2 separate regions of the Homo sapiens genome follow, and region 2 is linked to region 1. Evidence: chromatin loops called from intact Hi-C (ENCODE). Cell type or tissue: PC-9. All regions are shown on one strand. Links, peaks and the distances in the headings refer to the core of each region. The heading gives the core; the rest is flanking DNA.

Evidence for each region. Hi-C counts contacts between places; a loop is a spot of excess contacts. Peaks named below come from ENCODE experiments on the same cell type or tissue, not always from the same donor. Only the 100,000 strongest peaks of a DNase experiment are listed, where the experiment ranks them.
Region 2: a loop joins it to region 1, with 9 times the contacts of the local background. A loop is called at or near these places in 14 of 110 quality-filtered maps.

The regions. Positions count from the first base shown.
Region 1 is chr4:155,786,185-155,789,002 of GRCh38, reverse strand. The region is part of intron 4 of GUCY1B1 (guanylate cyclase 1 soluble subunit beta 1); the gene reads right to left. Among named protein-coding and RNA genes, the nearest start is that of GUCY1B1, 29 kb to the right of the region's middle. In PC-9, for the core only: a CTCF peak has its summit at 1,720; no DNase peak of the experiment used is centred there.
Region 2 is chr4:154,805,887-154,808,704 of GRCh38, reverse strand. All of the region lies in intron 4 of RBM46 (RNA binding motif protein 46), which reads right to left. Among named protein-coding and RNA genes, the nearest start is that of RBM46, 26 kb to the right of the region's middle. In PC-9, for the core only: a CTCF peak has its summit at 1,460; no DNase peak of the experiment used is centred there.

The DNA.
Region 1 (2,818 bases), core at 290-2,789:
CCCTGAGTCTCAGATTACTAATATACAAAACTAATTGGTGTAAAGAGTACTAGAAGAAACGGTGTAAGCTATACATTTTATGTGGCCCAAGATGATTTTTCAAATAACACTCAGTTCATAACATGTTGGGGTGTGTGTGTGTGTGCTGCACATATATAGTAGGATATACACACAGCACAGCATGGTATAGGAATTAAGAGCAATATGACTTAGGATCAAGTAGACATGGGTTTAAATAATGACTGTCATTTCATAGGAAGGTAGCCAATTCGCCCAATTTTTCTAAGACTTTATTTCTTCTGGCAAAATGGAGATAACTTTAAACATGTATATAAAGCACTTAGCACATTTCAGACGAGGCTGAAAAAACAACTGTCTCTGAAAGATTCCCTTGCCTTAATCCCTGTGAATATGTTGTATCGCATGGTGAAAGGGATTTTGCAGATGTGATGAGGGTTATGGACCTTGAGTTGGGAAGATTATCCTGGATTATCCAGGTGAGCCCAACCTAGTCACATGGGTGACTGTGCACTTAAAAGTCAAGAAGCTTTCCCTGCTACATGGTGACAGAGAGATGTGCAATGACAAAAGGTCAAAGAGATGGGAGTATGAGAAGGATTCAACACCATGCGACTGGTTCTGAGATGTAGGAGACTGTTGAAGGACTGGAGAGAGGTCTCCAGGACTTTAGGGCAGCTGCCTGCTGACAGTCAAGGAAACTGGGTCCTCAGCCCTATAACTGCATGGAACTGAATTCTGTCAATACTTGAATGAGGAAGAAAACAATTATCCCCAAAAGCCAACATAAAGAAACACAGTCCCGTCCCACCAGCACAGCACGCTGAATATAGTCCAGTAAGACCTGCAATGGACTTCCAACTTATGAAACCATAGGGTAATAAATTTGTGTTAAGCACTTAAGTTTGTGGTCATTTGTTATGGTAGCAATAAAAAACAAATACACCAAGCAAGTAGTAATCTATTCACAACTGGTGATTATTTTTAAAGAGAAGAAAAGAAAAACAACAAAACAGTTTCAAAATGTCATGGGCATAAAAGAACATACCTAAAATGAAAGTACTGGAGATATGCCAAAATTAAACTATGGCTTTCATTCCAAATGTCTCAAAGAGGTCAATTTAGAAAAACAGAAAAATCCAGTGAGATTACTGGGAGGAAACTACGGTGAGAATGAGATGATTCCGCGGGTGTCCACATTTGAGCAATACTCTAACAGGACACTTACAGCATTAATTTTCTGTCCCTTCCACACATCCACTCAATCATGCATTCACTCTATAATGTTATTGTATGTGCATTATATATCATACACTGTGTCATGTGGGCTTGGGTGCAGGGTAGATGTTTGGATGCAGATCTGCATGATGAGGATTAAGCAGCTCATGGTTTATATCACAAATGGATGTGTAGAGTGGCTTTTGATGAGCAAATGAGGAAGCCAACAATTCAGACTGAAAGAATGGAGTTAAAAATACTTCAAACTGAAGATGTGATTTGAGCTAGGTCATGAAGTTTGACAATCTAATCCAGATAAATGATTCAATGACCTCCTCAACTCGATAAATCTGGTGACTTTTTGAACCGTCTGCATCTACTGTTTCCTTCCCCACAATTATACCTGATGGAGTCAAGCTAATTCTTAGCAAAAACATCAGTTCATCCGGATTGCCTCTAGAGGCTGCTATTGCCATGTAAAAGTAATCCAATATGGCAGCCACTAAGTATTGAAGAGGTATATATAACCTACAAACCCCGGAGTCCTAAAACTGTTTTACTTGGTTGAATAGTATGAGAGGTTCTTCCAATGATGAATCATTCTCATTAGGACTCTTCCCTTAGAAGGGACGACCTGAGAACTGCTTCATAGCCCTCTCAGACCCCTTATACTTCTACTTATGTTGTGAAACATTTTGTGAAAGAAAATCGGGTGAGAAAAAAAAAATCACTGAGAGAGTTTTATTTTTATCTGCATTTCTCACAAAGTCAAAATTGAGCTTGTGGCTGCATTTAGAAAATGTTTCTAATAGAGTCAGGCCCAGGTACTGTGTTGTTGGCTCACTTAAAAAAGAAATTGAGGCCAGGCGTGCTCTCACACCTGTAATCCCAGCACTTTGGGAGGCGGAGGCAGGCAGATTACTTGAGGTCAGGAGTTCGAGAACCAGCCTGGCCAACATGGTGAAACCCCACATCTACTGAAAATACAAAAATTGGCCAGGCGCGGTGCCTCACACCTGTAATCCCAGCACTTTGGGAGGCCAAGGCGGGCGGATCACAAGGTCAGGAGATCAAGACCATCCTGGCTAACACGGTGAAACCCCGTCTCTACTAAGAGAAAAAAAAAGAAATTAGCAGGGTGTGGCGGTGGGTGCCTGTAATCCCAGCCACTCAGGAGGCTGAGGCAGGAGAATGGCATGAACCCGGGAGGTGGAGCTTGCAGTGAGCCGAAATCTCGCCACTGCACTCCAGCCTGGGCGACAGAGTGAGACTCCATCTCAAAAAAAAAAAAAAAAAAAAAAAAAAGAAAGAAAGAAAATACAAAAATTAGCCAGGCGTGGTGGGGCATGCCTGTAGTCCCAGCTACTTGGGAGGCTGAGGCATGAGAATCGCTTGAACCCAGGAGGTGGAGGTTGCAGTGAGCCCAGATCTCACCACTGCACTCCAGCCTGGGCGACACAGTGAGATTCTGCCTCAAAAAAAAAAAAAAAAAAAAGGAAATTGAACCAAACAATAACTTCAAAAAGGCATTTTAATATTTTTTCTATACAGAATGCTTACATATTTCATAAATCAATGTACC
Region 2 (2,818 bases), core at 106-2,605, 980 kb after region 1:
CCAAAGATTGATAATGGCTCACCTGGAACCTTATAACTTCTGTGCCCCAAATTATCCAATACTTTCATAAATTCGTAACTACAGATTTGGTCACCCTTGGACCAAAAATTAACTGGGCAGCAGCAGGAAAAAAAAAGCCGTCCACATACATGGCACATATGCTGCAAATTTTGTGGATATTCATTTACCCCATAATCTGGCCAGTAAACAAGCAGACTGGAACTATGTATTGTTGAAACAAAGTTAACAAGAAAAAAATTAAGTAAATGGGCTTCGGTCTTACAAAAATCCATATACAAAACAGGATTAAAGAAAAGTACAAAGAAAAAAAGTAACTCTAATAAAAACATCCTTAGACTATATAATGGAAGGACAATCAAATTGCACAAAAGAAAAAGTAAAGCATAGGTCAACAAAGATTTATCTACTCTATAAAAAGGTGGAGTTTTATATCATGGTTTACATTTTATTTAAATAAGTGCCAATCCCTTGAATTTGTGTACAGAAATCAAGGTATACTGTTTAAACACACAAGAATAGTAACAAAGTACAAAAACCAAATTATCAGGCAATACAACTGTTTAAGAGATTGATGTTTTCTGATGATTGTACTCTTATATACTTTTTAATCCAAAGTTATAAACATAATTATAGTAGAGCTGATAATATTATTAGTGTAGTACAAAGATTATATTTACTGAATCAAAGCAATGTATAGGCAAACTAAATTTATTTAGTTACCCAAATTATTTTCTTAAAATATGAACTATTGTGTACATAAAATTTCATATGCAGGCCATTCTTATAGCTCAAATGTTACTTGCTATATATGAGACAAATAAGGACCCGCATGTCATTAATACATCTCTAACCAAATACTGTCACTTAAGGAGCATGAAAATCCAAGGAGTTATTAATATTCTGGTGATTTAAAGTTTCTAATTATTTGGGGATACTAAGGTTTTTAATTATTGTCCTTCTGTTTTGAAGCTTCACAGGAAAGTGAACCATTCTTGGAGGTAAGGTACTACCAGGTCTTGGAAAGAGGAAGAAATGCTCTGGGATTGATGATATATCAGATATTAACTAGTAAGGGCAGATACTATGTTTGATTTTACCTAAAAGGCCTGGAAGAAACACTGAATTTTAAAGTAGTTAAAAGCATAAAATAAATTCGCCATAGTGAAACCATCATTCTACATCTTCTGTCTCCTTATTCATGAGTCCATTCACTTAATTACACTGCTACAGCATAAAAAATTGTCTACTAAATATTAAACAGGAAGCAGAGATAAGGGCATGATAGGCTGAAGAAGACTAAGTAGAGCATTTCACAGAGATTTTTCTGATTCTAAAAAAAAAAGAAAGGTAAGACAAAGAGGAGCTACAAATCAACGTAACATTAAATTTCCTTTTAAAGCCACATTAAAAATACGTATTTAGGGACATCATGTGGCAAAATTATGAACTGCTACATTCAAAATATGTATTTAGGGACATCATGTGGCAAAATTATGAACTGCTACTAACATTTAATTGTGTGTATATTTAACATATACACACAATTGCTAATGGCATCTGACATAAAGGGAAATTTTTAAAACCATTTTTAAAAATATGAATTAAATAAGATTAGACATTAGATTAATACAGCAGTAGCTGCTATTAAAACTAGTTTATTAGAAGGAGTATTTTAGGACCGTATTAACCAGACATTAAGAAGTTATAGGGTAAAGAATCAAGCATGATCAAATAGATTTATGAAGTAAATAAAATAATAAGGATCACCTTCATCAGTTAATAAACCTATGGGACAGATACTCCCCACATGGCATGTTTTGATACACATCATTATTTTCCTAGATCCTCTGTTACAAAAAGAAAATTTAGTTTCCAAACTTTTAAGTAGTTAACTTGTTTTCTAAAAACCTTGGTTTTGGCTATAGTAATTGATTAGCAAATTCAGAGAAGAAAATAACTGAAAAACAATTAGTTGTCATTATGCAAATAAAACAGTTGACTGACTGAATCTTTTATTTATTTATTTTTTTTTCCAGCTGTTCTGCTGTGAAGTAGGGGGGCATAAGCTTTGAATTCCATAAAGGAAGGGATATTAAACTGATGGATTATTTCTTGCAAAAGCAGCTGTTGGTTTTAAACTACTTGTACTCAAATATGTATCTCTGCAGACATAAAATATTTTAAAGTATTATTTTTGGTTCTACATAGGATTTTGACCATATTTTAAATGAAACCATAATCTTTTTAGAAAAAAGATTCCTTAAAACTTACTAAATAAAATCCTGATATTTTAGATCTGAGGACATTGAAGTCCAATGACTAAACAATTCATTTGCCATTCTAAGGTCACACAATTTGTTGATGGCTGAGAAAGGATTCTCAATTCTTATACTTTTATTCTGGTAATCATTCTATTAAGCTGCTTCTCTCACTGTACTAACTCCATAATATATATGGTGCATTAATACAAGTGTTTGTAAGATGAGAATTATAAGTAATGCTAAATGTTCATTTAAATGGTCTTTCAGAAAAAAAAAAGTAAACTTCAAGAGTAATACAAATACATTTTCATGAGGACTAAGCCCTCTCAGAGGGTCAAAGACACATAGTTGAGTTAATGGAATTTTGGTCACCACTTGGTCATATGAAAACAAATGTGTAAAATGTTGATCCTGATGCCTATTTCTCATTTAAGTAGGTAAATTTTAAAAGAAATTTTGCAAATTACCTTTGTTCTTTAAAATATGAGTTTGAATAGTATCATCCAAGTTAGAGCTGTAGTTAAAACTGGAAAAAA